Regions from separate parts of the Homo sapiens genome. Here region 1 is linked to region 2. The links are chromatin contacts, found by Hi-C in ENCODE. All regions are on one chromosome and are shown on one strand. Each heading gives the region's core, a stretch centred on a gene start or an enhancer-like site at or near the end of the contact. The rest is flanking DNA. Distances are from core to core; before and after follow the strand shown. Region 1 holds the start of CNN3 (calponin 3). Region 2 overlaps F3 (coagulation factor III, tissue factor).

What was found. A loop is a pair of places that touch in the nucleus more often than their neighbours do. Pooled maps may share reads with other maps.
Region 1: a loop to region 2 is called in a map of PC-9, with 4 times the contacts of the local background. The contact joins the promoter of CNN3 here to the enhancer-like site in region 2. A Hi-C loop is called at or near these places in 2 of 168 maps with a recorded cell type or tissue (PC-9 and mammary epithelial cell) and 4 of 50 pooled maps.

What each region holds. Positions count from the first base shown.
Region 1 is chr1:94,923,187-94,928,977 of GRCh38, reverse strand. CNN3 (calponin 3) reads left to right here and starts at 1,868. Exons shown (of 7, transcript NM_001839.5): 1 at 1,868-2,140. The coding sequence starts at 2,084. CNN3-DT (CNN3 divergent transcript) reads right to left here and starts at 2,618. Exons shown (of 3, transcript NR_168377.1): 1 at 2,238-2,618. RefSeq lists silencers at 1,351-2,230, 2,331-2,760.
Region 2 is chr1:94,523,544-94,529,535 of GRCh38, reverse strand. F3 (coagulation factor III, tissue factor) reads left to right here. Exons shown (of 6, transcript NM_001993.5): 6 at 1-363. Among named protein-coding and RNA genes, the nearest start is that of F3, 15 kb to the left of the region's middle. Within about 2 kb of position 1,980, at least 3 of the 41 ENCODE cell types and tissues checked have a DNase peak (open chromatin) inside an H3K27ac peak, as active enhancers do; they include PC-9, where a contact is called at or near this core.

The DNA of each region.
Region 1 (5,791 bases), core at 619-3,118, 400 kb before region 2:
ATACAACAGGAGCAGTCAGGCTTAGATTGCTGCAAAAAGGCTTTGCAGGCTGGACACCATGATTTGTACCTCAAATCTGGCTGCTATTTCCCACACTCCTAGGTCCCAAAGAAATGTGGGTGAGGTCCTGCGGTTGACACACCGTCACTGTCATACTACTGGAAAAACAGCCCAAACTGTTAGCCTCAATGATATTGGGTCAATTGTGTCATCTTCGTGTGGGAAGAATGCCCTAATTATCATTACTCCCTTTGGACAAAATTAGCAAGTCATTTATAAATCATTTCACTTTCCTCCCTATTTGCCTCCTCCCGCTTCCTTCAGGTTCCATCCCTCAAAGTCATTGGGAAAAGCCTTGCAAACTGGATAGCAGTTTTGTGCATTTCCGGTTCAAGCTGCCTTACTCACTTTTTTTTTTTAATTTAAAAAAACTTTGGATTTTTTGTAGAGACAGGATCTTGCTATGTTGCCCAGGATGTTCCTGAACTCCAGGCCTCAAGCAATCCTCCCACCTCGGTCTCCCAAAGTGCTAGGATTACAGGCATGAGCCACCACACCTGGTTCACCTTACTCACTTCTATTCCAGGACGGTTCAACTATGATGTTTTGGCTCCTCTTCTCAAGCAGCTTTCCACACCTGGTTCCATGATCTCTTCTGGCACAGTAGCTGGTATTTGGCAAACATAGGTTTCATCCTGGGATCTCAGGGATTGAAATCTGTCCTAGGTGTGCACCAGAAAGTGGTGGCAAGAGATGAAGCTTCGGAGGAGGCTGACCTCGGCCAGGATTCTTAAGTCTCAAAGTTTCAGCTTTCTCACCCCTCAACGGACATGAAATCTACCTATTTGTAACTCCAGGGAAGTAAATGAGATAATGTTTGGAAGATATCTAGTCTACCAGCTGCTCAGGCGGGGGGCGAAGGTTCTGTTCCCTGTCCCTTCTCTATCAAATGGCTTTAAAATCAGAAGAAAGTATTACGGGTAGGAAATGGGACTGCGAAAAAAATGGAGGCTGATTCTGGCCTAAAGGATACTTATCTCTATACAAAGGGCTTCTGATTCAAAGAGGCCCCGGGATTCAAAAACACAAGCAGAGCTACACCACGTGGGGTTTGGGACGAGCTGAATTCCGGATAAAGATGCCTGTAAAGAGGAGTTGATGCGAATCCAGAAAAGCACTTGAAATGCCCAGGCTTTGCATGGCACATTCCCCAGGATTTTTTCGCACCGCATTTAGAGGTTTAGACGGAGTGAGCTCGAATCAGGCCAAAAGCCTTAGGTTACTCCTGGGCGGCAGCGGGGCAGAGGTCAGATCAACAGGTGTGGAAGGCTGCGAGGTGAGGGAAGAAGCAGGTGTCGGTGGAGGCCCCAGTTCCTCCGGCCCAGAGGCTCCAACGCTGCTATTGGTGTTCCAGCAGCGGGCGGAGGGGTCCTGCCCGGCATCTGGGCGCGCTGGGCCCAGAGCCCGGGAGGAGGCAGACGGAGGCGGCGGGTCAGCGGCGGGCCAGCCCCGGTGGGCTTCCGCTCCCCTCCGCCGGCCCGGTCCGGCCCGCCGCGGAGGATGCCTGGAGGTTGACGTGAATGGCCTGTGGCTGGGAAGCCCCCAGGCGCCCTGCCTAGCCCGGGGGCGGGGCCGCCTAGCCGCCGGCCCCGGTGGCGTGAGGGCTGGGGCGGGGGCCGGGGACCTCGCGGGGAGGGAGCGGGAGGGAAAGCGGCCCCCGCGGCCCTTCAATTGGCCGCACCGCCCCTCGGCGCAGAGGCGGGAGGAGGCGGCCCTCCATTGGTCGGGCCCGGCGGCCAATCCTCGAAGGCCCAGGCGGAGGCGGGGGCGGCCTGTGGGGAACCGAGGTGCGGGCGGCGAGCGAGGCAGCCGGGTGCTTCGCAGCGGAGCTCGAGGCTCTGTAGCACCCAGTTGGACCCAGTCGCCCAGGCACCGCCCGCGCCCCGCGGCCGTCTCCTGCGCCTCCCAGAGGAGGGAGTTCGAGCATCCCCCGCGGCGGCCACTCCTCGGGGCCAGGAGCGGGGAAGCGAAGTGCGAGAGACCCCGGACCCCAGCGCTGTCTCTTCCCGCCGCCCGAACCACCATGACCCACTTCAACAAGGGCCCTTCCTATGGGCTCTCGGCCGAAGTCAAGAACAAGGTACGCCTGGCTCGGGCGGGCGCGGGGGCCCCCGGGGCACCCTTGGGCTGGCCTGGCGCTGGGCCGTGCTTCGTTTGCTCTTCGCGCTGTGGCTCACCGTTTTCCTGGAGAGGGGCCGTCGAGGCGGCGCGAGCGTCTCTGCCTGTCCCGGTCGCGTCCAGTCCCCGGGCTTGCGGGGCCGGCTCCCGGGCACCCGCCTGGCTTTGTTCCCGCGCCGTGGGACAGGACTAGTGGCTGGCGGTGGGTTCCCGGGCGCCTGGAGTCCCGCGGCGCCAGCCTTTCCGGCTGCGGGGGTCTCGGGGGCCGTTTGGTGACTGCAGAACGCGCCCTCCGGGAAGGGGGCGCTCCTGCGTGGCCACTCGCCCTTAGGCGGAGCCCGTCTGCGCGGCCAGGGACCCGGCGAGCCGCTGCCGCAGCCCCCGCCATCTGCCCGGGCCCCGGGTGCTGGCGGACTCCGCGCCTCCCCACGGGGAGAGAGACCGCCTAATGTCCCGCCGACCCCAGGGGCCCCGAGGAACGGAAGCCGGTCCGGGACCCATCACAGTCTCCGATCTCGGTGCCTGGGAGGCATTTGGAGGCAGATTGCTGCTGCTGCTTCTGCTGTTGCTTTTGCGGGAAATGGAGACAAAGCCTGAGCGCGCCACTGTGCGAGTGATATCTGCTTAGGCTTGAGACTTTTTATGAAACACTGAGAAGTTTGAAGTACATTAGACTTTCACGACATAAAGGATTATTTTTGTGGGTTGCTTTTGTTTGGGGCTTGTTTGCTGAGGCGGCTTATAGTTTGGAGCGATTGGGATTTGGTGACGCTCAGCTTTGCCACTGAGCCCAAGAATGCGTTAGGTTTATCTTTAGGACTTTTGGCCTGGGAAAGAGATGAGAGGCGTCCCCCTCCCCAAATCCTCTCCTTCCTTCCTCCCTCCCTGCATTCCAAGCCCATGACATCAGGGGTTTCTGGGGGGAGAGACCAGCCAATCGGCGCGGAACTGTGCACAGAACGCTCATTGTCTCCTTTCTGCTGTTCTGGCCAAAGCGCCACAAAGGAGGGCTGCCTGTGGTTTAATTCCCATTAACCTCCCGGGAGCCCAAGCATGTCAGGATTGCCACCGCACCGTCCGACCGCTGGTGGAAGGCACTGGCATTGTCAGAGCTGGAACATCCCGGGGCTGCGGGGGTAGGCGGTGTGAAGCGAATTATGTAAAGAGGTAATGAAGCGCACCGTTGTCAAACCCCAAGGGAGAGTTGTGGCTCTTGTCTCCCGCTGTTAGTCTGCACATCATACTGTCTTTGAAGCAAGGAGTTGATTTTAGTCTATGTATCTAAAGTTGAAATGTTTAGGTCCTTTACCTTTTCAAACGTGTTGCCCGTATTAGACAACAGTTTGCTAACAATTTTTTTAGAGAGCAGAAAGGTGAATGGTTTGTGTATGATTGAGTGCAAACCTCACCAACTGAAAAGTTTGTAACAAGTTACTGTTTCCTTCCTTCCAGGATTTACAAACCGAACTTTAGGAAACTTCAGAGGAATGGGCATGTCCAAAATGTTGGATGTGATGTGATACTTTGGCCTGGTTGTGCACATTCATTGTAATTCCCCCCAGTGATTCTTGGCTGGCAGCAGTTGAGTCTCTACTACCTTTTGCATTGTAAATGAGGTACTGATAACGTTGGCAGCCCTTCAAGTGACTTACTTTTCTTGGATGTTAATAATATCCATGCTAATTTCTTTTTTGCTGACTAATGTAGCAGCTTTTGCCCTTTTCCTGCTTAATACTGAGCAGATCCAAGGAAATGCATACACAGGCTAGATCACTGTAATTATTGTAAATATTTAAAAACGGTAAAACCTCAGTTTTTAGAACCTTTGGAAAGTTAGTTATGAAAGCTGTGGATTTATCCCTTTAAGCACCAAACCCATTTTTTAATAACCCGTTTCATTTTTGTAGTCCTTTCAGACAGTATTCTTTCATAGGAAGTCTTTTGATCTTAACAGCAGAGCAGTCCTGTAAGGTGAGGAGGATTGCTGGGATTATCCAACATCATTTACAGATCAGTACACTGAAGCTCAGAAAGATTTGCTCAAGGTCACAGAAGTTGGACTATTCTAAGAATTTTAACTCTAAAAGCGATGTCTTAGTTGAGTGAAGTACTTAGGGATGTTCTACACAAACTCTGCTGTCTGTCGCCTTCCCCCCATTTTTTTTTCTTTCTTTTTTGAGACGGAGTCTTGCTCTGTCGCCCAGGCTGGAGTGCAGTGGCGCGATCTCAGCTCACTGCAACCTTCGCCTCCCAGGTTCAAGTGATTCTCCTGCCTCAGCGCCCCGAGTAGCTGGGATTACAGGTGCCTGCCACCATGCCCGGCTAATGTTTGTATTATTTAGTAGAGACAGGGTTTTGCCATGTTGGCCAGGCTGGTCTCCAACTCCTGACCTCAGGTGATTCCCCCTGCCTTGGCCTTCCAAAATGCTGGGATTACAGGCGTGAGCCATGGCGCCCAGCCCTTCCTCCCATTTTTGCTACCCACCTGTCACTTCTTGACATTGTGATTATTTATGTCATACTGTTTCTGATCTGTTCTGGGCCTGGGAATCAAATAGCCATGTTTGCTAGGCCTTTGTATGAGATGCTGCATTTTGACTGAGGCCTCAGGACTCCCGGGTGAAAGGTGGGTATATACAAAAGTGACATTGCGTGGTTTGACACCTTTTGATTCCTTCCTGCTTTTTCTTTATTGCATAATTGATACATTGCTTGAATGCTAGATTCCCCCCATCTACCCCCACATCTCATTTAACAAAGAAGTATAGAAACATCCTGGGGAGACAGTGTGGAGTGGACCTGGGAGTCTAGCATATGTGAGTTCTAGTCCCCGTTCTGCCACTTCCTGCCTTCTGTGATGCTGGGCTAGCTACTTGACATCTCTCTCCTAGCTTCTGTTCTGTAGAATGGGGGAAAACAATAGTTGCCACCCCCAGACACCATGTTGTGGAGATGTGTCTGGCTTATACTCAACTCAGTGACTGTATTGTAGCTATTAGCTCTTAGTAACAGAAAATTAGTTTTTAGTATTATATTTCTAAGATTTGTATGTCCCTGCCTCTTTAAGTATTTGGTTTGTATTAATACCTTTTGGTCTTGTTATATAATATTCTAGCTGTAAAAGCATTTCATCAATGAATTGAGGAAGTCTCTGATTTTAAATACTTTAATCAGTAAAATTTCAGAGAAAAATCTTTAAGACATTTGATTGGTAAGATGATAATACATGGCAGAACACACAAGCTTACTTTTTTTAATAGGCAAGAAGATGTGTGAAAACAGCCTTAAAAAAAAAAAGCCTAAGAATTCCAGTCTTTCAGCCTGGAATATGAACAAAGTTTCTTTAATAACAAAGAAAAAAATGACACCAAATGATCAATAACTTAGAGTTTACAAAAACTATCAGAGAGTAAAAGGGCCAGGGAAAATGCAGACACTGGTAGGGATGGTTCGGTGGAGGATGGAAACACTCATAAAATAATGGGCCCTACAGGTATTCTACAGGTTGAACCAGGCCCTTGAATGCATCTTGGGAACCAAAATGAAAAGTGAAACAACTCTGTGCCTCGTAAACCATGAAAAAACATAACAGGTACTCAAGGGAAGCACAGTA
Region 2 (5,992 bases), core at 731-3,230:
ACATTTGAGAGCTAACTATATTTTTATAAGACTACTATACAAACTACAGAGTTTATGATTTAAGGTACTTAAAGCTTCTATGGTTGACATTGTATATATAATTTTTTAAAAAGGTTTTCTATATGGGGATTTTCTATTTATGTAGGTAATATTGTTCTATTTGTATATATTGAGATAATTTATTTAATATACTTTAAATAAAGGTGACTGGGAATTGTTACTGTTGTACTTATTCTATCTTCCATTTATTATTTATGTACAATTTGGTGTTTGTATTAGCTCTACTACAGTAAATGACTGTAAAATTGTCAGTGGCTTACAACAACGTATCTTTTTCGCTTATAATACATTTTGGTGACTGTAGGCTGACTGCACTTCTTCTCAATGTTTTCTCATTCTAGGATGCAAACCAATGGAGAAGCCCCTAATTAGATCAGGGCAGAGGGAAAAACAAAAAACTGGTAGAAACCGGCAACCACAGCTTCAAGCTTTAAGCCCATCTCCTACACTTCTGCTCTGTAGGTGCCCATTGTCACTTCTGTTCACATGCTACTGTCCCAAGCAAGTGACCAAGCCTGACAATACTTTGTCTACTGGAGTCACTGCAAGGCACATGACGGGGCAGGGATGTCGTCTTACAGGGAAGAGAAAAGATAATGCTCTCTACTGCAGACTTGGAGAGATTTCTTCCCATTGGCAGTAGTTTGACTAATTGGAGATGAGAAAAAAAGAAACATTCTTGGGATGATTGTATTGAAACAAAATTAGGTAAAAGGACAATATAGGATAGGGAGAGATATAAGTGGAATGAGATCTCTAGAGTCCATTAAAAGCAAGCTAGATTGAGAGCTCTTGGAGGGCAGGGACTGGGCCTAGCTCATGGTTTACAGCTCTTGAGGGTGACTGCACAGTGGACTCAGTCAGTCATGGCTGAGTTGAGTTGGCTTTATTATCTCTAGAATGTAGTTCTCCATTCAAATGCAAAACAGCCTTATTCTCTCAACTGTAGTAAAAGAGGATTCTAACTAGAGATGAAAAAGGTTCTTGGCACCTACTGGGCCACAAGACTGCTTTTGCTTCCCACTGTGGAAGGGGGCACTGTTATCTAGGAAAAACATCCAGATGGCACACCTACTCAGAAGTGGTTCCACAAAGAAATTGAGCAAGCATTCAGATGAGCAGCCTCAGCTCACTATCTAGCTGTTAATAAATTTTAAGTCCGTTTTGTTCCTTTGCACCAAAGAAATTGAACAATGTCAATAAAATTCCAAACATGAACTGTTTTATGTAACACCACATCCTAAGGAAGAATGCCTGAAACAAACCTTTGATGTCCTCATAAAAATGATAGCCATTTTGGAGAAATTATGGAAAACAGACCAGTGGTTGGTTTATTTGGTTGGTTTTGTTTATTATTACTTTTTTTTGGCCATCAACACAGAGGCTAGAGAGGTTGAATCTTGCACTGTTGTAGTGTTTTGTTATACAGAGAAAAGGGATGTATTTGCAGCAGAGTCAACAAAAAAGAAACTGGCATGGGGGCACATCCTCAAGGTGCTTCAACCTTTATCTCAAATTCCTGCTCACATGGGGCTACCTGGGACAAAGAGCTTAGTGCATTACATGAGGAGGCAGAACAAGCTACAGCAGAAGGTGCCTAACCAGATATTTCCCTGCCAGGATTAATTATAGCATTATGTAATTTCTTGGCCTCATTATCTAAGGAATTTGAATTATTCCACTAAGGAAAATACTGGCAGATAGAAAACAGGTCTGGGTACTAATGAGGAATCTGGCTGATCACAAGGAAGGGATTCATTATGGACTGGAATGAGGCTGAACTGCAATAATCAGAAAGCTTCCACACAGCAAATGTTAACCACTCCCTACTTTGCCACATCCCTCTGAATTGCTGAGACCTAACAGCCGATACTAAAAATCAGCACTGTGATTGACACTGGGGCAGAAACCATACCAAAGACTGTTGGCTGCAATCCAGAAACTGTTGCCCTCCAGTGGACCAAATTATACTTCATTACTTGACCAGTAATGTACCCCATAGAGCTAATTGTTAGTTAACCAAACTATCATGCATTCTTTGTTTTGTTTTGTGAGACAGTCTGGCTTTGTCTCCAGGCTGGAGTGCAGTGGTGAGATCTCGGCTCACTGCAACCTCTGCCTCCCAGGTTCAAGCGATTCTCGTGCCTCAGCCTTCTGAGTAGCTGGGATTACAGGTGTGAGCCACCATCCCTGGCTAATTTTTGTATTTTTAGTAGAGATAGGGTTTTGCCATGTTGGCAAACTCCTGACTTCAAGTGATCCACCCACCTCGGCCTCCCAAAGTGCTGAGATTATAGGCGTGAGCCACCATGCCCAGCCCTTTCATGCGTTCTAAAGATATTTTTCCAATCTTAAATTATTAACTGAATTTGGCTTACATATAAGAAACTAATACTCATGAAATCCAAAGACATTTTAGCTTAATTTCAGCTGATGGCTTATAATCTAAGGAACTGCCCCTTAAACAATTATCTCTATTCATCAAATGGTGAATAAACTCGTTCCCAAATGCTCTTTTTACCTGTTCTAGGACATGTGTACTTAATTGTGTGATTTTCCTCCAATAGTTGCTTGGAAGGTTTATTACTGTTATGACATCCTCCGACTTTCGTTCAGATACTTAGAATGAATGCTTATGCTCTCCTTTCCCATAGCCCTTGCTTTTCGACTGTGATCTAGGTGATTCCAGCTTTGCCAGTCAGCACATTCCTTCTTCATGGCTGCAAAAATTGGTTTAGAGGTAGGCATGTGACCTAACCAAGACTAAGAGGAGTGTATATCAAGGCTTTTTTCTGGGAATGGCAGGATGCTCTTTCTTGATGAACATAGTGAAGAGACGTAGCCACAAGAGCTGCTGGCAGCAGTCTTGAGACCACAAAGGGAGCCAGCTTTACATGGAGCTGACATATTGGAGAGCAGTGCAGAGCAATTGTAAAAAGTGAAGTCTTTGCTTTTCATTCCTTTGGCAAGACCTTTGAATTTCACATTTGTTTCACATGTGTTTGTAACCACTCTTTGAGACATGTTATAGATGACTGCTTAAAAAAAAAGAAAAAAGAAGTGAAGTCTTTGGTGACAGCACCAAGCTGCTAGATCAAGCCTTGCTCAAAGTCCCAACCCATGGACTTTTCACTGGACATTATCTGACTAATTGTTTAAGCGAGCTGAGTCAGGTTTTCTGTTCCTTGCAGTCAAAAGCACCCTATCATGTTGTATAAGCGCTGACCATCAAATATAAACACAAAGAGAAGGTCCCTAGAATGTGAACTTATAGTGTAAAATAACATTTCATTTTCATGCCTTTTCAATTACTTAATGACACTGCCCCCTAAAATTATCCCCTCATTCCAGCCGTATAAATCTCTCCCGTATTATTTGATCATTCCTAGCAGAAGATAAACATCCTGTATTATTTTCTACCTTATAAAAAACAAGTTTCCTTTGATCCCTGGAATCCCTCATCTGGATTTTCTCCTTAACTTCCTATTCCCTCTTGGACACCATCTTCTTTCCAACTTCTAAATATTGGATTAACTTAGTGCTTGAACTAAGATAATTAGTTCTCATTAGTTCTCCCATTCTCTATCAATAATCACTCTCTAGGTAATATATTCAAGTCCATGGCTCTATCATGCCAGATGCCCATAATATCTAGATGCTGATGACTCCCAAATACGTGTCACAGCCTCCAACCTCTTTTCTGAACTCCAGAGCTGCACTGTTGATCCAAATACTTACACAAACTCTCTCCTTGGATAGCTAACAGGCATCTTAATCTCAACACATGCAAAGAGAATCTTTAATTTCTCCCAAACCCAAAACCTGTTTTTCCCCTAGTCTTTCCCATTTTAAGAAACAGCCACCATTGGCTCAGGCCAAAACTTCTTGGTGTTATCATTGACTTATCTTTCTTCTCCCATGCCACATTCAATCCATCAGCAAAGCCTGCTATCTCTACCTTTAAAATACACCCCAATTCCAAAGGTCACCTCCTCTGCTCTCCCTCTACTTCAAGCCATTCTCCTGTCTCACTGGAAGACTGCAATAGCCTCCTGGCTAGCCTCCTGTTCCCACAGTTACTCCCCTACAGTCTATTTTCCTCGCAACACCTAAGTAACCCTTTTACAAGTAATAAATTATGTTTTAATGGGTATTGTTGTCAACTCTATGCTCATAGGGTTCTATGAGCAATTTTATAATGTGTCAATTTGGCTAATCCGGAACTATGTTTCCCAGAGTTATGGTCCCTGTATGGTTCTAGATTATAGTTAACTGAAAGAGATATTTTCACAAGATTTGGACAGGAGAAGTGAAGTGGCAGCCATTTGGTCATCATGGTTAGAGGTGGCGAGAGACAAATGCAGGGATGCTCCCAGATTCTAGCTTGCCCTGGCTCTCCCTGACTCTGTGACTCTATTTCTAACTCAATTCTCATTCTGCTGACCATTAGGGACCCCAGGCCCCACACTGGATCTAGAGCAATCTTCCACCAGCTCTCCTTCACCAGCTCTCTCTCTCTCAAAGTCCAAGGAGGAAATGACCATATTCTTCTGTGGGGATCCACAAAGTCTTCAAAGATGAGGTGGATGTGAAGGAAGGAATGATCCTTCCTTCTACAGACCCACCGGCTTCCAGAGAAGAGCACCCAATGGATGAGGACCAAAAGGCTGCTCAGTGCAGGCCAGTGCATGCACCAGGAGCCTCCTGTCCAGCCTTTCACCGTTTAGTGCAACTTCCTACTCCAGAGCCACGAGACTTCATGACTTCCCATACACGAGGCCCCATAGTGGTACAAATAGAAGAACAGAGTCCACGGACACAATAGTAGTATTTTTCATTTCTCTAACACGTGGTTTTTTTATTTAGGCTTCCTTTCCACCAGATGATAGAAACCATCCAAAGCAATTTGGTGACTCCCTCTGGGTTACCTACCTTTCCACTGGAGTTGTGTTCAAGTGCACATCCCGCCACCACTGTAACTGCCCTCTAGATCCCTCCACTTCCCCTCTAACCTCTCCCTCCAGCTTGGAAAGTCCTTTTCAAGTCTGAGAGTGGCAGGCTGGGGTGGGGAAGCCTCTGTCCTACTTGTTGCCATGTTCTCTTTTAAATCTGTGGTCTATGCACTAGTCCTGCTGTTCACACTGTCCTGAACCACAGGAGAATCCACTTTTCTCTGCTTTCAGCTGCCATATCCCTTCCAGAGACAGTGATCACAGAACTACTGAGCTAACTAAATGGGGAAAAGGGCCAAGGATCAAAAGACAGACCTGGGTAAAAACATAGATGGATAATTCTTTTATTTATTTATTTTTTTGAGACGGAGTCCCACTCTGTTGCCGAGACTGGAGTGCAGTGGAGGGATCTTGGCTCACTGCAACCTCCACCTCCCAGGTTCAAGCGATTCTGCTGCCTCAGCCTCCCGAGTAGCTGGGACTACAGGCATGTGCCACCGCGCTCGGCCTTTTTGTAAAAAAAAAAAAAAAAAAAAAAAATGGGGTTTCACCATGTTGGCCAGGCCAGTCTTGAACTCCTGACCTCAAATGATCCGCCCACCTCGGCCTCCGAAAGTGTTGGGATTACGGGCGTGAGCCACTACGCCCAGCCACAGATGGATATTTCAAAGGATACCATTTCACCATTCCAACTAATGAAAGGATTTAAAAATCATTAAAGTGTCAATGATTCATAATATTTTATCAAGAGTCATACTCTTAAAATGAAAAAAAAATGAGAGTAAAGGTAGAATTTTACTCATCAGCTGTTGTGAAGGCATTTGGTGCGAAGGTGGAGGAGCCTTTTTTCTCCTAAATCCAGATACATGCTCGTCTGCCATTCTGTAGCAGACCCCTGTGCCTTTCTGACATCTCCCTCATCCTGCTACACTTTCCTCCATGCCTGGGGGCCCAATTGTCCATATTTATTTTTAATATTC